Linked DNA regions of Mus musculus: all the other regions are linked to region 1. A link is a loop called in an ENCODE intact Hi-C map of the cell type or tissue named here. Cell type or tissue: left cerebral cortex. All regions are shown on one strand.

Region 1 (8,000 bases):
GTGGTGTGTGTGTGTGTGTGTGTGGTGTGTGTGTGGTGTGTGTGTGTGTGTGTGTGTGTGGTGTGTGTGTGTGTGTGTGTGTGTGTGTGTGGTGTGTGTGTGTGTGGTGTGTGTGTGTGTGTGTGTGTGTGTGTGGTGTGTGTGTGTGTGTGGTGTGTGTGTGTGTGGTGTGTGTGTGTGTGTGTGTGTGTGTGTGTGTGTGTGTGTGTGTGGTGTGTGTGTGTGTGTGTGCAAGTATATCTTTCATCCATGGTTGTTTGAATCTATGAGGATGTAGAACCAACAAGCATAGAAGGTGAACTCTGTTCTCCAACCTCCTCCTTTGCAGCCGCAGTGATAACCCCCCTGTCCTTAAATACATTAACCAGGTACTCTCCTGCCTCAGGCCTCACATCTGCTAAGCCCTCTTCCAGGAGCACTCTTTCCCCAAGCACTGTTTGGCTCAGTCCCTGAGCTCCCTTAGTCTGTACAAAGGTGACTAGGTTGATCATCTGCCTGTTCACTCGCAGGAGCCCCGGTGCTCTCTCTCACAGGAGATCTGACCCCCACATTTCTGAGCCTCCCTTAACCAGGGGATTCCAGCTGGGTTCAACCCCGGGAAGAAAAAACAAGTTTGGACAGAGGCAAAGGCAAGCCAAACCTCTCTCCCCACAAGCCCCTTCTCTGGATCAGGTGGTATCTTAGCAATGTACTTTCCCCCATTGCCCCAGGTCCCACTGAGTCACAACCATCTCCACACGCTGTAACTTTTTCAGGCTGAGGATAGTGATCACTAAACTGGGCTGAAGTGTAGCTGGCCATGTGGGACAGTGTTCCCAAGGTACAGGAGGTGGGTTCCTCGCTAGCAGCACAATTTTTAAAATCTCTGCATGTTAAGTGGTCTCATCATCCTGGCTGACTTCTGAGCCTTCCCCTCCTGTTTCTTTGTGTTCCGCTCCTTCTTGTTGGAATTCCAGAGCCACCTTGGCCACTTCTCTATAATGATTGCTGTGACCACCAGGACATAACAGCAGTCGTCTCAACCTCCCACTTCCAGGCTCCCGCCAGCTTCCCTTTTCCTTAACTTCCTGTTGCTTTCTGTTATTTAACTGTTGGTCAGCTTATCATTTGTCTCCTACCTACAGTTTGGAGCCCCTGTCGGCACATCCATAGTCACTGCAGGATTCCAACACCTTGAAATAGAATTAGAATTCTAGATGCTTCTGTTTTCTCTTGTTTGGTTGGTTTGCAGGTGGTTCTTTGTTTGATTTCAGGTCTCACTATATTGCCTTTACTGGCCTCAACTTCCTTTGGCCAAGGGATCTTCCAGAGTCAGAATCTTAAGTACCGGGGACTGTATGCATGTGCCATGGCTCCCAGCTCCTCTGATTTAACAACAGAGAAGAGTTAACAGAGGGTAGTAAACAAAGTCAGCTGCTCCCAAGATCCTCAGAATCGATGTCATCTTCCCCTCCGTGGCAAAGGGGACTGACTGTGAAGGTGTGCTCACAGTAATGATCTTGAAGTAGAAAGGGTCTAACTCTGAACTACTCAAGGGAGCCAATGAGGTCACAAGGTTCTCACAGGCAGTGGACAGACAATCAGAATCAAAAGAAAGAGACAAAGCCATGGAGACAGATGAAGATGCTTTCAGAGCTATCGCTGACCATGGAGGAAGAAGATCATGAACCAACAAATATGGACCACCCCCAGGGAATGAAAACGTGGGCAAATCAGACTCTCCTGAGGTGTCTTCAGCAGGAATGCAACCCGCAAGCCTCTCTACACTCTATACACACATGGGATTTCTGACCGCCAGAAGAAATGTTAGGTAATAGACTTATGTCACCTGATCCCTACGGTCTAGCAGTTTCTGCACAAGGAAGACACCAAAGAAATGCCTTTTGAATGAATGAATGAACGGACGAATGAATGAATGAATGAATGATGTTCAACAGCAAAGCAGGAAGAGAGCTGTCATCCTAGTGGAGTGGCAGTCTATCTGCCTTTACCTCCTCTTAGGAAGTCTCCAGGAGCTTTTAGTGCCACGGAGATAGAGGAGCAGGGTCTGGGAAGCATCCCAGGTCTTAGGCACCAATGTCAGCTTGAGAGAATGACGTCAAAATGCCAAGGGCCAACATTGCAAGGTCCTTGGGCTTTCTCTTCCATATACTAAAGAGCTGCTGAAAGATCTGTGGCAAGGTGGACTTGTACTCAAATTTACATTCAGGATGCAGAGAACTCTGAAAGGTGAGGAATTTACAGATGCGGAGATGGTGCAGAAGAGGGCGGTGTGCAAATGAAAAAACAACCACTGTTTGTTGCTCATACACTGCACTGAGCTCACGTTTTCATTTAAAGCACTCACGCAAACTTTCTTTTCGTACTATAGCGGTCTTCTCACAAAGCATTGTCCTGTCAAGTTGTTCATGACATTATTGTGTTCAGATCATTTTCTTGTAAATATGGATTCAATAAAAATCCCAGCAGGACTGAAATTTCTGGCCCACCAATCCTCCACCACTTATTTCTGTGTAGCCATCAGGGCATGTTGTTCCAGTTATGTTTAAAAGAAGGCATCTCTCTGAACGGTGCCTTTATTTATCTCTCCAATAGTACTTTCTTTCAGGGAGCGCTTTGCTCTGTTTGAAATAATTTGACTATTCTCTTCAAGGTTGGCAATCCCCTCTGAGTCTGATTTCACGGTAGACAAGATGTTGGGAAAGGCTTCCCTCTTTAGTTCCTTGTCTTTTCTAAATGCATAGAAATGAAAAGAGCCTTGCTCATGACACAGATGTGGTCAGCTGAGGCCTCCCAAGGCTCATCTGCCTTGTAACATTGTCAGCCAATAGAGACGACACTCACAAGAAGTCAGAAGCTCTGGAGTTGCCCCTGCACGGTAGCATCCAAGGAGAGCACTTCGAGAGGCTGTGTCTTTCCGAGTGCAGGAACTGGTGAGTATTTCTGTCTGAGAGCTCACTGGGGAGCTCTTACAGCAAGGAGTTTTTAAGGGAAAAGAGGGAAGACTGCACGGGCCAATGGTTCGGCTATATTTAGGACTGCACAACAGCTTGGCACCCGCTTCTCCAGCACATCACAAAGTCACTGTCCACAAATAAAGTCTCATTTCATTTACTTGCTTATTTTACTTGGGAGTTGATCATGATCCGCTGGGTGTGAGAAAGAGCCAAGGCCACTACATGTAATTTTCCCTCCATGCTGAGGATTGATCCCCAGGGTCTTGTACATGTTAAATATATGGTCTACCAGTGTGTTGTGTACCTACATTCACAACATACAATTCCATACTATTTGTTTGTGCGTGTGTGCCCTGTAACACACACACACTGTGGAGGTGGGTATGCAGTGTGAACTTACAGGAAAATCTCAAAACCTCAAGGAAGACTTCATTTCTGAACTGTAGTTCTGTAGTTCTGGTTCTCTCTTTAGCCAACTATCTGAGTAATTTCAGATGGGATAGTTTGGGGTTTTTTGTTTTTTTGTTTTTTTTGGTTTGTTTTGTTTTGTTTTCTGTTTTTCTTTTTTAGAAAATCAAGACTGCACCCATTTAGACAAAATGCTGATAAATTACCTTGGTGGGGGGGGGGGGGGGAGTTGCAATCTATTTGTTCCTGGTCAAAAATCTGAGAATCTGACATTTGGACTTTTGATCAGAGTTTCTGAAGGTCTCTCCTTTCGTGTGTGTGTGTGTGTGTGTGTGTGTGTGTGTGTACACATGTGTGCATACTCAGGCGAGTATTACACTGTATTCAATTATGTGTGCCTATGCATGCATATGCAAAGGCCACAAGAGGGTGTCTTCCTTTATTGCTTTCTGCCTTATTGCCTCCTGGTAGGGTCTTTCAGTGAACCAGCCATTCCTAGATTTTTATATGTGGGATTTAAACTCAAGCCCTAAGCACCCTACCCACTGAGCTACCTCCCCAAGCCCAGTTTCCACTTTCTTAATATGATTTCTCTCTTCCCTTTATCACTCCTGTCTTCCATCATTGTCTCTTAAACCCCCAACCTTGGCTATCAAGCATGACCACAGCTCATGTTGGCAGGATGACCAGGTATGAAGACCTTGAGTAGGTGTGGTGTACATCCTCGATGCTTTTCTGGCAGCCATGATGGCTCAAGTGGATCTTAGTCATTGCACCGATTTGGCCAGCCCACACTAGTTTTTGTGATGGGGAACCCTGAAGACCAATGCATCCAGTGGCTCCCTCTTAGAACTATATCCAGCTTCCTGGTAGACCTGATGGGCAGTTATACTTTACTTGTTCCATACTGTCTCTAGAGGGCAGCACAAAACACAATCCCACCAATAAGCTAAGACCAACTCCATGATGCTTGACTGGCTAACAGAACTCATTCAAATCCCCATAGCCTGGCTCTTCAGTACAGGAGCAAGAATAAAGAGACCAGTGTCCCACCAAAGAATATACAGGCCACCATATTGGATTCATTCTAACCTGGTCACAAGTCCCGCCTCTACCTCTAGACTTAGTAGCTGTCCAGCTTTGGGGAAAGTTTTTTTAACCTCTGCAAATTTGTTTTATTTAAGATGATGATGGTGGTGGTGATCAAGTTTTTATGTTATAAGGTCATACTTTGTGGCTCTAGCTAGCCTGGAACTCACTGTGAAGAACAGTCTGGCTTCCAATTCATAGAGATCCACCCGATTCTACCTTTCAAGTGCTGTAATTAAAGGTGTGTGTTACCACACTTGACTTTGAGGTAAAAAAACAAAAACAAAAACAAAAACCCTAAGCGAAATAGTATGCGTTTTGTTAGGCCCTGTGAATTGGACTGCTGGCCTAGAAACCATCCACAACCCCCTTTGCCTCTTCGGATTTTTTTGGTTTTCGTTTTGTTTTTCAGAATCTGTGGGGCCACCAGAACTACCTTTACACAAAACATGAACTTTATTATAAAAAGCAAAGAACAAAAATGATTTCCAAAATAGCCTCGGTGGGGAGCGAGCCCCACGAACACACCTCCGCTACTCTCAGGACTCTCTGTAGCTGTCTTCATCTTGCTCTTCCCTCTTTCGCTAGAACAGTCTCCTCCATCTTTCTGGTCCACGTGGGAGAATACCTCGTGAACCCATTCCAAACAACATCTCCCACGTCCGCAAAATCTCTGAAGGAAAAGCGTCCTACCGTACCAGCTGTAAGAGAGGGGCCCGCCCACCTCCGTCAGCTGCAACCGGAAGTCTGGGGGCAAGTTCTAGAAAGTGGCACAGAGGAGCCTGGACAAAAGTGTGGGGAGATGGCAGGGTGATAGTTCCCAAGATAGAAGAAGGGAGAAACATAATAAAGATGCAGTGTGGAGGAATTACATACGACGAAGTTTCTGCTCCTGAGACTGTCATATAGTTAGGAAGAGAGAAATAGTATCTTCAATACTAAGGAAAAATGACCAATAATGATTAATGGAATCAGTGCTTCTTATGGCGCAACGGATGGAGCCCAAGAAGTGGTAGCAATGGTGGGTTGACGGTTCAGGGCTCTCTACGAAACATATTCCTCTGGACTGCCTGACTGACTCACTAAGCTCTAAGGAGGGCTAATACTGATCATCAACCTGACAGAATCTAAAACCCCCGCGGAGACAGATCTGTGGGCATGTCTTTGGGGGAGTTTCTACTTTGGAGTATTTGAGGTGAGAAGGTCCATCCTAACACTAGGGGGTAGGAGACCATAGGCTGGGGGCTTAGCCTGAACGAAAAGAGAAATAGGCAGAAACCCGCTGAGCTCCAGCTTTCATCTCTCCTTGCTTCCTGATTGTGGATGCCACGTGACCAGACGCCCACACTCCCGCCTCAAGCCCTTGCCCTGCTGTGACCGACTGTATCCACAAACTGTGAGGGTAGACCCTGCCTCCACCAAGCTGATTTTGTGCGGTGTTCTGTCACAAGCTGTTTTTTGTCACAGCAGTAAGAGAAGTCTCTTATATGCACATCTGAAGTCTTTGGGTGGGACTATTTCCAGTCTCGGAAGCAACGGAATCAGGCCAGATGTTGAATTCTTAGACAGTATTTCTGTTTGTATAGCTCGCCGGTACATTTATTCCCCTTTTACGATGTAGCCACAATTGTTTGTTTTTTTATTTAAAAGTTGCATTTATTTATCTGTATGTGTGAGGTTTTCATTTAATTATTATTGTGTAAGAGTGCGTGGTGTGGTAAGGGCAGGTGTTCCATGACTTGTGGAGAGGTCAAAGGACCACTTGCTGGAGTCGGCTCTTTCATTTTGTCATGCAGGTTCCAACGCTCAAACCCAGATTTTTTTAGCTTAGTGGCAAGCACCGTTAACTGCTGAGCCATCTCACAGGTGGGAGCTATTTATACACACTTAATCATCCCTGCATATGAAGCAGAAATAAAAGAGCGACTTGCTTAAATTTTTACAAAGAGGTTGCATTGAAAGAGCAAGATTATTCTAAATTTCTCAAAAGATGGCATTACTTAATGGCTGCTTATCCTTTCTCTCCTTTCTACACGACTTTTCTGTCCCTCCTGCAAACTCAGGTTATTTCATGGAAGAAACAGATCCCACTTTACAACAAGAAAACCTTTAAAATAAGTCAAATCACTTGTTAGGATGGGTACTGCGATTTCTTCCCATCTTGCCCAAGAATTTTCACACTAGCCCATTATTTTGTCGTTAGTTTATTATTAAGTTCTTCTCGTTAGTTATTTGGGGGAAATCCATAAAACACTAGTAACATGATTTCCAGGTCCCTAAATCCAAATTTCTAATGCATATGAACGGCTAACTTTTCACAGCCATCTTTCCTGTTGATCAGATTCCTTTGTCTTCATCTCCCCCATATGTCTTTCTTTTCTTTTGCAGCTGCATTTATGGATCGACCATGAAGGTGACAAAGAAGGAGAATGTATCTATCTTGTGTAATTTTCATTCAATCTCATGGTTCTAACTGTCACAGCCACGGGTGACTCGATTTATATCTCATTTCCATCTAAGCCCATTCTATCACCTCTAGCTGCCGGTAGAACCCTCCACTGATCAGAAGAAAGAACTATGGGGGGCTGGAGAGATGGCTCAGCGGTTAAAAGCATCGACTGCTCTTGCTAAGGTCCTGAGTTCAAGTCCCAGCAACCACATGGTGGCTCACAACCATCTGTAATGAGATCTGACGCCCTCTTCTGGAGTGTCTGAAGACAGCTACAGTGTACTTACATATAATAAATAAATAAACAAATATTTAAAAAAAAAAGAAAGAAAGAAATATGGGTTTTATCTTCTACAGGTTCTGAATGCTAAAGACAATTCTCTTTGCAAGCTTCATGTCCTGAGGTTGCTCTGGCCCTCTGGTCTGCTCTGCCTGAGAGCACACACAGGATGGGCCACGGCATTCCTAGCTACTGCTGGCCATAATTTTAAAATAAAAAATAAACCTTGCTTACACGTGCGCTATCGAGCCCTATTCAGGCGAGAATAGCTGTTAGGATACAAGCCAATCTCTGGGGAGAGAGTGGGAGCCGTGTACATGATACTACTCTCCCGTGGATTTTGTTCTGTTTATCTCGTGTGACAAATCACTGTAAATCTCATAGGTTTAAAACAACCATCTAGTAGAACCTGTGATCCCGCAAGGGAGCCTAGCCAGGAGGGCCTCCTGCTCCACGAGCATCTTGCTAGGACTCTGGAGGCTTCAGTCAGACAGACACCAGCACCTTAGCAGCTAGGGACAGAAGGCTGAGAGCTGCCAGGCTGCAGGCCAGCTTTTCCAGCCAGGCAGTCTTGGGATTTACGGGAACTAAAAGGTAGGGTTCCAGACAGGGACAGGAGGTGGAAGTTGTGTCTCTCGAGGCCTGAGCTCTGACATCCGCACATCCCACTTCTTCCGCATTTTACTGGTCACCTGTCTGTCACCTGTCTGTCTAGTAAAGAATATAGGGCCAGAGAGGTTAACACACTCCTGGACACTAGGGAATGCACAGTCTGAAGGAGAAGCCAGTATACAATAGAGTTTTGTACGCAAGCTTT
Region 2 (8,000 bases), 81 kb after region 1:
CAAGGACAAAAATGGAACAGAGAGCTGGGCAGTGGTGGTGTACGCCTTTAATCCCAGCACTTGGGAGGCAGAGGCAGGCGGGTTTCTGAGTTCGAGGCCAGCCTGGTCTACAAAGTGAGTTCCAGGACAGCCAGGGCTACACAGAGAAACCCTGTCTCGAAAAACAAAAACAAACAAACAAACAAACAAACAAACAAATGGAACAGAGACTGAAAGAAAGGCCATCCAGAGACTGCCCCACCTTGGGATACACAGAACAGAAAAATGGTTATATAACAGAATCTATCTATCAAAATAGGCAACCACCTAAACCATACCACCAGTAACCGAATCCCTCCTTTTTTATAGATTTTTTTTTATGTGATAAGACACCATGACCAAGGCAAGTTATAAAAGAAAATATTTAAATGGGAACTTGCTTACAGTTTCAGAGGGCTAATGTATGACTACCATGGTGTGGGGCTCATGGCAGCTGGCAGGCAGGTATGGTGCTGGAGCAGTAGCTGAGGGCTTTACATCACGATCCACAGGAAGCAGGCAAGGGGAGGGGAGACCTAGTAGGGAGGGGGAGGTGGGGAGATCTGGTGGGGGGAGACCTGGTGGGGGGAGGGGGATGGGGGAGACCTGGTAGGGGGGAGTGGGGACCTGGTGAGGAGAGAGGGGGAGACACCTAGTGTGGCCTTTTGAAACCTCAAAGCCTACCTCCAGTGGCACATCTCCTTTAACAAGGCCACATCTCCCAATCCTTCCCAAATAGTTCTACCAACTGAGGACCAAACATTCAAATGTACGAGCCTATGGGGTCTGTTCTCTTTCAAACCCCCATAATAATAAAAGGAAGATCGAGGCAATAACTGGGGGCCCTTGAGTACCTTTCCTCTTGTGGCCTATTGTCACTCTCAACAGTGGATCTGATCTGTCCAAGCTCTTTACTTTGAATAAAGTTCTCTTGTTACTTCTGCAAATCTGTGGGAGCCTCATTTCAATAAGAGGCCAAAATCCTGGAGGCGCACCTGGAGCCCAGACCTGACTCCTGGTAACAGAACCGCTCTCATAATCAGCAACCTGAAAATCAAGTAGTAGAACTCGGGGACCCTGATTACAGGGCGGAAGAATGTGACCTGAGCATCATGTAGCCCAGGTTGGCCTTGAACTCAGTATATGTAGCTAAGGCTGACTTTGAACTCCTGATACCCCTGCCTCGACTGTGCAAGAGAGCCACAAGGTAAGGAATTGTAATTAATTGAGCAACATCCAGCAAGGGCACTGAACCTTGGTCCTGTGACCAAGGGCAACCATATTCTGCTGGTAATGGTGTAGGAGTGGGGACGTGAACTCCTTACTTCGTGAGATCCTAACCAAGCAGAGAACTGGCTACGCTGCCCATCTTCAGCTCTTGATTCTTTCTTTGATAAATACCCTGACAAAGGCATCTTAAGAAAGAAAGGGTGGATTTTGGTTTATAGTTTTATAGGGATGCCTTTCCTGGAGGGGGGAAGCGTGCAGGGGGTAGGGTCGTGGCTGTATATGAGGAGGGAACATTAGCAAGTGCAAGAGGCTGTCTGGTCACCCTGAATCCACACTTAAGGGTGGAGAGAGAACAGGAAATGGGGCTGGGCTATCAGGTCTCGTGGCCTACCTGGAATGAGCCACTTCCTCCGTGAAGCTCCACAACCTCCCTGATCAGCACCCCAGTAGGGGAGTAAGTGTGCAAGCACAGGAGCCTATGGGGGACATACATTCAAGCCATAACTGCCACACTTCTGAACCGCACAACTGCCTGATAATAAATGCACTCTATTTTAAGCAGCAGAGACCAGGGTAAATTGTTATATAATAGAAGGAGCTAATAAAATCTCCTTTCTCCAATAGACCAGTCCACCTCTCCTGTGTCTCTTTGACTTCTGCAGCAGCTTTAGTGTGGTTTCTGATGACGCATTCCCTGGCACCAGTGCATACATAGCATCCCTCCCCTCTTCTCCCTTCTCTTCTCCCCTCTGCTGTTTCTTTGGGAATTCAGTAGTCATTCATATCGCCTCTGCACACATCCCTCTTTGAATACTCCCAAGGTATTCTGTTGTCTTCTCCCACCCTCTTCCAAGTGTCCCCGGGGTGCACAGCATTGTGAGACCACCATTTTCATCCTTGCAAGAGGTACTCAGATTTCCAAAGCTGAAAAACATATTTATTACATAACAGCAAGACATAAGCCCAAACAGCTCGATGCTGGGCTCTTAAACATAGCAACAGCAGAGAGCTTTTCTGGGCTTGAGGAGGAACATTCAAATGTCTCCTAATTTCAGCAATTTTTTTTTCTGGTCTATAGAATAGAAAGCCTAAAAACAGCACAAAGGTAGCTCAGGGCATTCATAGAAACCCCACCCCTATACCAGACACTAGTGAGCGAGGGGGAGGAGAGAGAGCAGAAAGCCCAGTACACTGGCTGTTGGAACTCGCAGGCAGATATTTTGTTTCTTGTTTACTGACCAGGCTGGAAGGAAAGGAACAAAAAAGGAACAAGGAAGGGAGGAACAAGGAAGAAGGAAGGAGCCCATGACCCCCTTCCTGTCTCGTTCTTGGTTTCTTGACACTGTGGTAGGAAGAGCTGGGTCCATCACACCTTCTCTGGGATAACTGACTGACAGATCTGACCCTCTGAACTGAGCTAAGCCTCTCCTTCCTTCAGGTTGCCTTGTCACGTTTTAGCTCACAGCGATGCAGGAGTAGCTAAGTCACTCTCTGGGTTCAGAGGGTGGTGGTTGGGATTTCTATGCTTTTGTCTGCGTGTTCCTCCAGGAGAGACTGTCCTCACTACTGGGACTATCTGAGGACGTCTCACTGGAGGCTCTGTCTGCCATGAATAGAGTCTATTTGCAACAAGAACTCCCCTGCCCCCTGGGCCCCGGATTTGGGGATCCACGCTGAACTTTATTGGTTTTCTTCATGCACCCTTAGGGTTGTTCCATCCCCAGTCACATCTGTCAGGCCTGCCACCTGGCAGGACCTTCCTCCACTCCCATCCTGTGCATCCTCACCACTGAAGACCTTGACTCCAGCTTTCTGGGTCAGGCCTGAGTGGTGGCGGGTGAGGAGGGCTTTCATATTACAGTTGTTTCTGAGCCTTGTCATATGTCAGACTGACTGAACATTCACTGACCATTCGCAGTATGTCTTCACAATGTTAGATGATTTTTGTCCTGTTCTGCTTGATCTGAGAGACCTCTCCAGTCCATCAAAGGGTTAAGTGATTTTTGGTTGAGAAGACAGGGGCTTTTCTCCAGATAGAACACATATTTAGAAACTGGACTCTTAGCCGTTGCTTGTGCTATATGCAAAGAAGTAATTAGTTCTGCTGAACTCCATCCACATCAAGGCTTACTACTCTTTTACTTTCCCCACTGTTTTGATTAAATACCCTGACACAGGGCTGGAGAGATGGCTCAGAGGTCAAGAGCACTGGTTGCTCTTGCAAGGGACCAGGGTTTGATTCCTTACATCCATATGGTGGCTCACAGCCATCCCTAACCCCAGGTCCAGGGGATCTGATGCCCTCTTCTGGCCTCCACAGGCCCCCAGCATGCATATGGCTCACATATTATAGGCAGACAAAGCACCCAGACATAGAAAATTAAAAAGATAAAATAAACCTTGATAAAAGCAATTTAAAGAAGAAAGGGTTTGTTTCCATCAACCTAATCCAGGCAGCTCCTTAAGAGCCTGCTCTTCCAGGTGATTTCCATCAAGTTGACAGTTGTGATTAGCCAACACAATGACAAAAATCACCCAAAGGCATGCCAATGCACCTTAAACTATATCCTAGTGGGATTAACTATTTGATTCATGGTGCTTAAATCATTGCCTTTATGTTTAATATAAGAAGGGTGGTTGAAAGATTCATTGAGCATATTGATTAGTTTCTGAGTGCAAAGGTACTGAGCCAAGAGATATGAGCATGCTCCTGTCCCTAACTTCTCTGAGACTTTAGAGTCTGGGGGAGGAAGTTAAGTGCGAAGCCCAGAGGTAACTAAATGCAGCCTGTAGCACAATGACTCCGTGTGCAAGCTCACGCGCTGGAGGGGTTTTACTGAAATGGCCTAAGGGCTATCCCAAGTGTCTGGTGGAAAAGGCCCACTGTGAAGTGGTGGGCAGTGGAGTCAGTTCCGGAGGCTGAGGAGGAAGCTGGAAGGTTGGGGAGGAGCCCTCCTGCTCTAAACTGAAGACGTCCCTGAAAGAAACTGTGTGAAACCCCAGGAAGAAAATTACTCAACTCCTTTTGATTCTTTGGCTTTTAACCTAGCAGGGTGTAAATGGAACGGAGACAGGGATGCTGGCTAGGGGCAGCACCTCCACCATCAGGAGGAGAAGCATCCGCTGGAGGAAAGGTGCTGTCAAGAGCATACGGTTGTCTCCCCCTGAGATGTGAGAGAAAGTGGGGGGCACTGAAAACAGCCACCAAGGCTGTAACAACTGGGTCTCTGGTCTCTGGTGACAAGCGGGGCCATGATGGAGGCTCCTGTTATACAAAAGGCTGATGGTTCTGTAGTTGTCATTCCTGTAGGCGGAAAAGTGTGTGGGGAGGGATCTGGGAAGCATGTACCAGTGGGGGAAGAGAGGAGAATTTGTCTTGGAAAAAGGCGTGTTTGTATGCCTGCTTGTATGCCTGCTCTTAGCTGGAGACATTTCTGCAGCTCAACTTTAATGTTTCTGTCACTAGGCATTTGGTTGCTTCTATGACTACGATCCAGTTATAAATAAATAAATAACAAAAACAAAATCAAAAGCCGTTGGTGAGAGTCAGTAGATCCTTATCCCACTTGCTGACACTGTATACTGCTTTTCGCCTTTGTCACCAGCTCATGAGCTCAAACCTTAGGGGACAACCTTAGGGACAGGCAGTTCATCGCATTACAGGGATATCAGAAAAGGTTTCTCAGCTGGGCGTGGTGATTCATACCAACAACCTCAGCACCAGGAGGTTGAGGTACAATGATTGCTGCAAGTTCAAGGCCAGCCCAGGCTACCTAGTGAGTTCCAAGCCAACTCAAGTAACAAGGTGAGACCTTTGCTCAAAATGAAAGCAATCAAGGGCTGTGGGTGGAGCTCTGTGGGTAGAGAGCTTGCCTCACTCTGGGGTCAACCCCAGCACTGAATTGACTGGGTGTGTTCGTAGACGTCCATGATCCCAGCACTCAGGAGGTGGAGGGAGAGAAAAGGAAACAAACAGGGAGTTCGAGGCCAGCATGGACCTGAGACCCTCTACGGGAGAAGGAGAAAAGCTCTCCATGCTCTGTGGACTAGAGAAATGATTGAAAAATCACATCGTTTTCCAAACTCCCAGGAAATGAGGAAATAGTGATGCCCAAGATGTACACACCATGGTCCTTACTCTGTCACTCAGTTGGTTTTTTGGGTTTTTTTTTTTTTTTGTAACTCAGCGTTAACAGCAGTCTATACACTTGAACATTGCAGAGTGGATTTTAAGTGTTCACAACACAAAGAAATGGGTGTGAAGCAATGCATATGTTAAACAACTAGCTATCCCACACTGTGTGCATGAATTAAAATATGAACACCATAAAGGCACGCATCATTTTTACGTTACCGATTTTGAAAAAAGCACGGAGTCTCAAAGGGAAAATGTGGCACTGAAGACATTGTGTTAAAGGCTCCTTTTCTTTGTGCACTGAGGCTGAGAGTAGATGTCAGCTGCTACGTGTTGAGGAATGGTGTCGGCAGCCAGCTATCTGGGGGCAATCGGGTCGACTGACTGTGCAAGCTGTTCCCAGCTGTGCAAGTTCCAATGATTTAAATACCTCTTGATCCCTATGTCCTTATATGGGAAAATATATATAGTATGTGACATATAATATAGAAGGCATAGTGGAACATAATACTGTCTATCAGGTAGAGTGTAATAATGGGATGATAAAGCCAGGTGTAAAAACTTAGAAGGTGATGAGGTAGTCCCTAAAGTGAGAGGCTGGCCTGGGCTACAGTAAGACCCTATCTCAAAAAACAAAAACAGGGCGAATGAGAGAGAGAGAGGGAGAGAGAGAGAGAAAGTTAGACTAAAGAATTTCAGTAAACCCTTAGCTCATTGTGTGGTACACCGAGGAGCCCAAGGAAGACGGTTGCAAGAGCGAGGACAGGAGAGACCAGGATGAAGCAAGCTTCTAGGGCTCGGGCTTTGTGGGCTTGGTTCAGAACTGGCTCTCAGGAGATGCCTGAAGCAGAGTACAACCTTAGTGGAGAAGAACTTGGGGAAGGGGAAGGAAGGCAGGAGAGAGAGGGGAGGAGGGAGAGGGAGGAGGGAGAGGGAGGAGGGAGAGGGAGGAGGGAACAAAGGACAGAGAGTGCCAATGCCTAAATGGTGGAGATTCCACATGATAAACCCCAACTTTGCCCTGCCTTTGGGGGGCCCATAGAACTAATGGACTTGGGATGGAATCTGCTCAAAAGCGCCCTGGAAGTCAGTGGGAGGCTTATGTAACTGTTTGTACTTGCGAGCTCCAGTGAAAAGTAAGGATGCCTGTCTCTGCCTGCAGGGCAAGAAGGTGCTGGCTCATCTGCCCTCTGCCTCATCTGGTCCAGCGCTACTGGATGGGCCCTCCCATGGTCTTGCAGACGCCTTCCAGAAAGGGAGCCCTTGAACAGGTAGGGAGTGGATGTGAGAAAATGCTGGAAGGCAGGGCCTGGCAGGGAGAACTGGATGTTCCACCCTCGACAAAACACATCCCACATCTTCCACCAGAGGCAAGGGAACCTGGATTCTGAGGCTGGGTGCTGGAGGCGGTGCAGGCGGCCAGGCTTACAGAGACGTGATACCCATGAAGGCAGCTGAAAACTGTAAACTGTAGATGCACAGCTCTGTTAGTTATTAGCACGGGAGGAGAAAAACATCAGGAACAGAGACCCAGCAGCTTGCTTCACTGCGCCTGTGCCGGAAAGGCCACTGACCTTTTGAGACCCGCATTGCATTTGTAAAAACAAACAAGAAGGGCTTCCCAGCCTCATGCCTAGTCAGAAGCCTTCCATCCCTTGCTCCTCTGGGGCCCAGGTTTTTACTTGATTTGCATGTTGCTCGATATGACATATTTTCCAAATTTCAGATAATGACTTACATATTTGTTTGGTTTTGTTTTTGAGACACAGTCTCATTCTGGAGCCCAGCTGGCCTTGAACATATGCTTCAACCTCCCAAGTGCTGGGACTGTGGGCGTGAACCTCTTTGTCCAGCTACTTGGATAACTTCTAACTCAGCACAGGATAAACTTTCTGAAGACAGAGAACTTGTGTGTGTGTATGTGTGTGTGTGTGTGTGTGTGTGTGTGTGTGAGAGAGAGAGAGAGAGAGAGAGAGAGAGAGAGAGAGAGATTGTTAATAACTATTCCTTTTCAGTCATTCACTGTTCACTTACTGAGTTTGTAGACTCCAGGAATATGGCAGGGGGCATCTTGAAAATATACATATACATATACATATACATATACGTACACGTACACGTACACGTACACATACACATACACATACACATACACATACACATACACATACACATATACATATACATACGCATATGCATATACATACACATACATAAGCATTTGCTCTGCATGTGCTTAAACAAAAGACAGGGAGCACTGTTCATGGTGGGTAGTGTTAATGGTATACTCTAGAATGAGACAAAGTCAGTTGCCCTGGGAATGCCCCACCCCCATCCCATGTCTGGAGCTCCTTTACCATAAGTATCCTGCAAGTGTTAAGAAAGATTGCGTAAGCACTGAGAAGATGGCTTCCCTCAGCTCCATTGGCTCCCTCGGTAAAGTATTTGCCATACAAGCATGAAGACCTGAGTGTGGATCCTCAGCACCACAATAAAAAGCCAGTACTGTGTAATTAATGTACTTGAAGTTCCAGCGCTGGGGAGGCGGACAAAGGGACCCCTGGGACTTGCTGACCAGACAGTCTAGCTGGATTGGCACGTTCCAGGTTCAGTGAAT
Region 3 (8,000 bases), 55 kb after region 1:
GGAAAGGGCTCCACCCTTTCGGGATTGCTGGTTCCATGTATCTGGGTCCCATAAGTGGGGACCACAGAGCTCGCGGTGCTGCAGCAAGGAGAAAGTGGCGAAGGCAAATACAGGAAACAGTGAAAGGAGATGGAGAGAGCTAAGGAGTGGAAGCTGGTGAGCACGCAGGGGTCCCTGATTCTCAGATCTGTTTGTGATTCTTTGTGTTGCTGGCTCATCTCTGAGGTAAGGGGAGCCTCCACAGACCACAGAAGTTGGCTCTTGAGTTTAGAATAGACTTGTAGCCTGTCATCAGTCACATGGTAGTCAATAGTAAGTCCAGGGTAGAGATGGTTGGTGTGTTAACTGCCTAGCTGGCTTCACCATCATAGAGAAATGACTGGAGATCTTTGTTTGTTGGTGTTGTCATGATGAAATGCACTGCCTTCTTGCATCATCGTCCGCTTCTGCTAGATTTCTTTGCTGAGTATCTGGGACATGGCAGTCAGTTTAGTTAGAGTATAAGAACACACTGGACTTGGAAACCCTACGAGGGGACTCATAATGCTGTCGGGAAGACGAAAGAGAGGAACAGGGAAACCGGAAGCAATGGTCCCCAACACAAGATCTAGAGTGTGTTGCTTGCCTCTTGTCTCTGTGACATTTTTTCCAGAACTTGACTTTAGGATTCTGACAATAAAATAATGTGAATAGTATCCATGTGCATCTGGTCCATCCTAGACACAGCAGCAGGTTTGATCATTCTCCTTCCAGGCTTCTCTCCCACTCTTCAGCTTTTCTTTGGCTTCTTTTGGGTTGTGTTGAATTGAGAGGATGGTTGTAAGAGCAAAATAGGGTTTCTGCTACTCATTTCTCCTTTTCCATAGCCCCTGGAATGCCACCATTTTTTTTCATGGACTTACAGAATTCATTGTTATGATAGCTCTCAGAATATTGTCTCCCTTGATGGGATTCACGTGCCAAAAGAAGTGTGGTGGAGGTGGGCCTAGAGAAAGTTCCCCTTATCTCAAAGCTCAACAATCAAACCAGATCTGATTCTGAAACTCTTCCTGCTTCCACCAAAAAAGGCTCTGACTCGTCACCAATGTGGTCATGTCTAATTTCTGGCGACCCGCACTGAGCCTCAGCTACCAGACAAGGGCAAAATGGTGTGCCAGAAAAGCCACCAAGCTGAGCCAGAGCAGTGAGAATTGAGAACTCTCTCTTTAAGAAGCCTTGGGTGTGTCACCTCTGTTGGCTATTGGCTAGTTGGGTGTTATTACTGTCCCTGAAGAAGAGAGCAAAGACCCAATGAAGAGGGTGTCTCAACCTCCATTCCCTGTGGCCATTAGCCATCGTAACCCCATGTGCTGCTCAGATCTACGTTCGTTCCTTGTGATGCCTACACAGTCTTTTCACCTGAGGCTGGTGACCATGTGCCCTGGGGGAAGGCCTAAGCCTTATCACTTCCCTTAATCTCTTGACGTTTCCATTGGTTTGGCCTCGGGAGTCTGTGTTGAAATCCTGACAGACAAGCTGTGAGGGAGAGTTGAGGGAGGTGCTCCTGGGAGGGAATTCCTTGCTCCTAAGAACTTATGCAAGTGAGAGTCTTCTGCTTTCACTATGTTAAATATCAATGCCCAGATCAATGCCTAAAATGGTGTGAGGAGAGCCACCCTACGTGAGCATCATGGGAAAAATGGGAAGCAGTAGACAGGAGAACCTGGGAGCAGCTCTCGGCATCAGTCCTGATACAAACACCCCTCCCTAACTATCTCATCCTGTTCTGTAAGACAGGAAGTATTCCTGTAATTTTTGGTAAACGTATTCAGATGGCTCTAACTCCTTTCTGCTGTGTTTTTAATGGCTTGTGAGCACAGGGGAGACAAACTGACCTTGTATTCAGTTCTGATATCTGATGACTAAAGAGAATAATAATTCTGTCCTGATTGCTCTCTATTCTCCCACTCTGTTGGCTGCGCCAAAACTGCTGTGTAGCTTCTTTAAACAGTTACCCAGCCACAGTTACGTAAACAAAAAGAGCTCTAGACATTTCAGAGTCACTGTTTTGAATCCGGTGCCTTGACCTCCAAAAACCCTCTTCTCCTGATTTCAACTGAATTCTCAACCTTCTCCTCAGGAGTGACCATGAGCACTCTTTACTTTGGCACAGATTGGAGGGTTTCAGCTCCGTTGTCTTTAGACCTACCGCAACAGAGAAACAACAGGCCTGAGAGAAGTTGCTTGGTTCACGGTAGTGAGGAAGAGGGAAGAGGAGGAGAAGAGAGGGATGTGCAAGATCCACCCTTCAAAGGCATGCCCCCTTCCTGGGGGAGAGGGGCGGGCCTTGGCCACACTCCTGAGAGTCTCCAATACCTCCCAAAATAGTGACACCAGCTGGGATCCGAGATTTCAGCAGGAACCGGTGGAGAACCGTTCACCTTTGAACAATGCCTTCCCATTCTGTAGCTTGGGACTGTCCCCAGCTACTCAAATCTGGCTCATCTCGGGATCTTTGTCCCCATGGGTTTTGTCTGAGTTTCTCTTCAAGGCTCCACCGACATATGCCTGTCTACCCAGACCTGGAGTTTTGACCAATTACTGAGGCTCTTTGGTTTCTCCGTTTACAGTGGCTCAAAGTTCCCTTCTGAGTCTTGAGTTGTCTTCCATTCTGTTCCCAAGGAGGATTGCCTCTCTGCAGTGTGGGCTGGACGGGGAAAACCCAGCTGCAGCTGCTACCTGGGCTGTTTCTCCCTCTGCCTGTCATCTGCCCTGTTGTCTCCACCCCTTCACTGACTTGCAGGAATTTCGCCCCTGCTCTGGAAGCTTTCCACGGAAAGAGAAGCAGACTGAATCCAATTCTGTTTTATGTGGTTGACGGCCTTCTCGTCACCAGGTTTAACAGATGGCTTTTCATCTGCTTGCCTTTCCGGCCCATACCGTGAAGACTGCATCAGGAGGAGCCGAACTCAAAGTCCTCTCGCCCTTGTTGGACAGGCCATGCCTGCCTACCTTCTAAGCCCCTGCCAGCTCCTAAATTCCATGCTTCCAAATAAGACAGTAAAATATTCGACTCTGTGGATTGTTAACAGATTCTTGGCCTGAGCACAAGTCGCCCCTAATGTGCCTGACTGGATACCAATATAAAGTACAATGGGTTCGCATATGCAATGCGTTGTCTTTCATTTTTAAAATCTCATTTTATAAAACTTTTAATTGAATCAGGCTTGAACTTCCTGTGGCTCGAAGCCAAATAGAATTACACTGATGCTAAAAATGTAAATGCATCCCAGATCCCATGGCCTGTGTATGCTCGGAGACACTGAAGCCTGAAGGCTTGTATGCACACTGAGATGAGAAGGGAGAAGCTAACGATTCAGGTGTCTGATTTATAAACATTTACAGGAACATTTTAAACGTTCTGCTTCAGAATGGTAAAACTATCTTTGACTTTGGAATTCTAGAATGCCAGACCTGGGAAGACTTCTGTGGAATCATTGGCTCATTCTCCACATGGTGGAAAGGAAACTGGGAAGGGGAAAGGAGAGACAATTTCAGGATGCCTCCAGTATCAACAGAGCCAGGGCCAAGTCGTATCCAACACACCCTGGTTCCGCTTCGACTGTGTCAGTCACTGTCCGTCCTATACATTGAGAGGTCTTGAAGTCACCCCAAGTACTGGGAAGTCCATGCCATCCTTTATCTGCTTTGCCCCTCATTCTGCATGAATTCCTCATGAAATAGACCGGTATCAGGCATGCGTGCATGCTCAGGAGACTAGAAATGGAAAAGAATGCTAGCTTCTCTCCTGTCTCCAGCCCCATTCTGCAAACAAGATGCCCACACAGAATCATGGAGGTCACTGCCTGGTGCCAATTCTTTTCCAGCCACCCATTTTACTTCAGAAATGGAGTTCTTATGACCCATGGATCGCCACGGACCGATGACATTGCTGCCCATCACATCTCCCTATCTTGTGGCTTGGTAGGGAACATCGATCGTTTGGAACATGCACAGACAAAATTTATCTTCCTTTTTTTTAAAAAGGAGCATACTCTCCCCCTCCCCCGCAGCAAAGGGAAACTGTATAAAGATGCTGATCTTTGGGGGTGCACGCTTTGACTCTGATACTAAGGGGCCCGGTATCTTTCTTTGCCTGTGCTGTTGCCAGGCAGACTAGTTACCAACGCAAAGCTCCTCCCTGATAAGTTGAACTGTTCCCCCTCCCAACTTCATTATGCCTGCAGCCGGAGCTCTGCTGCAGAGGAAGCCATGCCAGATACCCTGATTCATGTGCTTAAAATATCTGCCAGCCTGGGGATGCGGGCGAGGCAACAGATCTGGAAAACACAAATCAGATCATCAGCTGTTCTGAGCATGTGCGAGAACAGCAGCAGGATGGAGATGTGAACCACAACCAGGAGGAGGGGAACGGATACGGCTTCTAGACTGATGGGTGGGTAAGGCGGGCAGGAGCAGGCATGCAGTTTTAATGCTCTTAAAACTATCACTGAACATTCCAGGCACCAGGTATAAGGATGGACGGAGGCTTAGCCTGAGTCCACAGGGCTAGGCTGGAAAGGGTGACCCCAGTGTTGGAGAATCTTGATACACTCTGTGTAGGCATATCACTAGGTATTGACCCAGAGCATGCTGGCAAAGGACTGTCTCACTGAGTTAGGTATACCTGGCCCTTTAATAGGTTTATCTTAAGGTTTGTGGGATGGTTCAGTGGGTAAAAGCAGGAGCCACATAAGCCTAGAGAGCTGAGTTTCCGTCCTAGATCCTAAGTGGAAGGAGAGAACCAACTGCTCAAAGGAGTGCCCCCATTCTCCCAGGCACACCATACGTAGCATGCACATACCAGTGTGTGTGTGCGCGCACATGACCGCTCCCAATAATAATAATAAATAACATTTTAATGGGTTATATAATTTTATTTATGTTTTTATTTTATTTAAGGTCTCACTAAGTTGCCCAGGCCTTTCAAACTTGCTACATAACCGGTGGATTTGCTGTCTTCCTGCCTCAGCCTCCTCAGGAACTAAAATTACAAATGTGCTCCCACCAAGGCTGGCTGAGAATGTTCTGTGAAGAACTTGGACCAAGTCCCTTAGTTTGGGCTTCAGAGAGAACTTGGCTTTGCTTTCACTCCACACCAGGTAGAAAATGCAACAGAGGGAGAGGGAGAGAGACAGAGAGACAGAGAGAGAGAGACAGAGAGACACAGAGAGACACAGAAAGAGACTCTGTGGGTTGGGAACCCCCTGAAACAACTGTATGTAAGGAAATTATGTAGAAATGTCCCACTCGTGTGAACTGGAGTTTAGGCACCTAAGGGAGCCGAGAAAGATTCCTAAGCAGACAAGAAGGAGGTAGGACCAAGAACTCCATCATCTCTGGGAAAAGTCAGAGGCCCTTCCTTTAAGACCAGCAATGGAACTACCCAGTCACTTCTGAAGCACAGACGTGAAGCGGTTTGGCCACATAGCTGAGTGTGGGCCATCAGATCCTAGGATTTCTTGGCCTGGATCTGGGGACAGCTGGCCTCCTCGAAAATGATGGCGTTCCCTTGGGCTTTGCATGCCTGCACCCTAATTCCGAAGTCATTTTAGAAACACGAGAGGTGAGGGGGTTCCCAGACAGCTCAGATTTCTAGCCTTCAGCCATTCACATTCTGTGTCACCATGTCACCTTCATGTCACCTTCAACCAGATCAGGCGCCTTGGGGTGGTGAGGAGAACACCAGGAGTTCATGAGAAGACAGTGGGAGGTGCCATTCCATGGCAGCCATCTTTTCTCAGGCAGGGGTGCCTATGAGTTACAGAGTCGGGGCTCAGGAAAGATCTATGAGTAGACTAAAGGGGTTAGGATCCGTGGCTCTGACAGACTTCAAGGTGCCAGACTAGGGTGCCAGCTGATCTGTCGGTGGGTATCAGAAAGCAAGACTCTCAAAAGACAAGGAGGTTACCCAAGTGGTTGAGAAACGGCTTTAGTTTCTGTTTTCCTAATCTGAGGAACGGAGGACAGAGAGATAATTGCCTCCTTTTCTTTCCAGGAAAAGCAACCAAGGCTTTGTGTTTCAAGACCTGGGTGCCCTGACACCAGGCAGGGGATTCCCAGTTCTTTGTGAATCTAGTCCACCTGAGGAAATTAAGGAGCCTTCCAAGCAGGGAAGAGGTAAAGGTTATTACTACCTTGTGTGTAAGATCCTGTCAGGGCCTGACTTACTAAAGGTGGCTGCTTGCTGGGAACTTGGAACACAGGGGGGTAGAGTTGTGGGATTTTCCACAAAAAGGCAAAGGGATGTCTCCTTACTCTTTATGCCCCAGCCATGGACAGATGAAGGGTGGCCGTGGAGGCTTGTGGATCTTAGACGCTGTGTGCCTTTCAGAGTCGGGACAAAGGTTCTTTAAGAGATGCATCTGATGTGGAAAGGAGTCTCGAGGACCTAGGGAAAAGGTACCCAGGACAAAGCAGGAAGGAGGATGTGGTGGGGGCTTCAAAGAACAGAGACACCAAGAGACAAGAACTATTTGCTTGTTGACAAGATGGCCGCTGAATTGTCCTTGACCTGAAGGTCAGCACACCAACTTACGAAGCCTGACTCCTGCACATGGTCTTCCCTGCTCCTACCACACAGAATGACTGCCATGGACTTCTGCCCCACCCCCAACTCCCAACCCCGGGCACATTCTATTCTCCTCACTACCTGGGCCCCAGAGATATTACTCTGCTGTGGACTAGTCTCATGGCAGCCTCTAGAACTAATTCTACTGCATACACATTAGGGTAGGAAACAATTATGCTGCAAATTGGCTGAGTCCAAGACACGGACAAGAAACACTGCCTAAGCTTTTGTGTTGAATAAAAATGTCTTCTACTCTTTTTATTGTCAGACAGTAAACCCAACTGCTGCCCAGGATCAGGCACTGGCAGACGAGGTCAGTGCCCAGCTTGCATGGAAAGTTCTGGTAGGCTGTTTTCTGATCTAGAATGCCACTACTGAGCCGGCACAGGTCTTACCTCTGGCTCCGATGCACTGTTGGCTTTGGCTTTGGCTTTCTGAGTTCAGCCCCATTTCTGGGTCATCCTCCCAGTAAAGACAACACCATCATATCGTGGTGTGACATTGCTTTCCTGTCCACATTCAGCCTTCATGGTCACTGTCCTGCGATGCCCTGTGACCAATTGGGGACTTCACAGGGTAGAGCTAGTGGCTTCCTTGGCTTGCTCATATCCCAGCCCCCCCCCCATCTCTCTTCACACCCACTTTCTGTGTTTACCCACATCGCTCACAGGTTTAGCTTGGAGGGATTATAGAGGACGCCTCTGAATCCCAGGCAGCTTGCTCCTCAACACGTGGCCTACTGTTTCATCTCACTGTGTACCGTAATTAGTTCCTCTTCACTCATTGGATAGGAAATCCCCCAAGAGCAGGAGCCATATCTATTAAATCCCTAAGCCTGTGTAAATACAGGTGGAACGCTCTTAATGTCATTTACAAATTCAGTTTAAAAATGAATAATGAGCAGATGGAATGACTAAATTATATCTGTTTTTCTAACTTGTTTTTCATTTTAATTTTTTTTATTTTTATGTGTATGGGTGTTTTGCCTGCATGTATGTCTGTGTACCACTTGTATGCCTGATTCTCGAAGGAGCCCTGAAGGGGGCACCAGAGTCAGACTGTTGTGAGCCACTGTGTAAGTGCTGGAAATCTAATACAGGTCCTCTGGAAGAATGGGTAGTTCATAGCTGCTGAGCCATTTTTTCAGTATTACCCTTATCACCATTATTATTGGACTCATATATGCTGAACATAGATAGTACTGAGTTTCATAAGAATATTTTCATACAAGTTGATAACGTCCTTTGACCATGTCCCCCAAATATATGGTTTCTAGAGGTCATAAGTTTTTTTTTTTTAAATAAAACAAAACCTGAGGTAAAACTGCCTGCCTTTTAATTACCAAAAAGACCAACAAAAAACTTAACAGATATGGGGGTACACACCTTTC

The links. Hi-C counts contacts between places; a loop is a spot of excess contacts. Peaks named below come from ENCODE experiments on the same cell type or tissue, not always from the same donor. Only the 100,000 strongest peaks of a DNase experiment are listed, where the experiment ranks them.
Region 2: a loop joins it to region 1, with 7 times the contacts of the local background. A loop is called at or near these places in 4 of 42 quality-filtered maps.
Region 3: it touches region 1 in a loop (3-fold over the local background); 5 of 42 quality-filtered maps call a loop at or near these places.

Annotation. Positions count from the first base shown.
Region 1 is chr12:82,155,853-82,163,852 of GRCm38, reverse strand. No RefSeq gene overlaps it. Among named protein-coding and RNA genes, the nearest start is that of Gm30799, 90 kb to the right of the region's middle. In left cerebral cortex, a CTCF peak has its summit at 4,304 (motif pointing right); DNase peaks (open chromatin) are centred at 2,956, 5,144, 6,306 and 7,643; H3K27ac peaks cover 740 bases.
Region 2 is chr12:82,074,716-82,082,715 of GRCm38, reverse strand. All of the region lies in intron 3 of Gm30799 (a long non-coding RNA gene), which reads right to left. Among named protein-coding and RNA genes, the nearest start is that of Gm30799, 9.0 kb to the right of the region's middle. In left cerebral cortex, a CTCF peak has its summit at 6,751; DNase peaks (open chromatin) are centred at 5,601, 6,736, 7,140, 7,810 and 5 more places; H3K27ac peaks cover 6,880 bases.
Region 3 is chr12:82,100,696-82,108,695 of GRCm38, reverse strand. All of the region lies in intron 6 of Gm30799 (a long non-coding RNA gene), which reads right to left. Among named protein-coding and RNA genes, the nearest start is that of Gm30799, 35 kb to the right of the region's middle. In left cerebral cortex, a CTCF peak has its summit at 7,628 (motif pointing right); DNase peaks (open chromatin) are centred at 4,288, 5,012, 5,497, 5,733 and 3 more places; H3K27ac peaks cover 4,643 bases.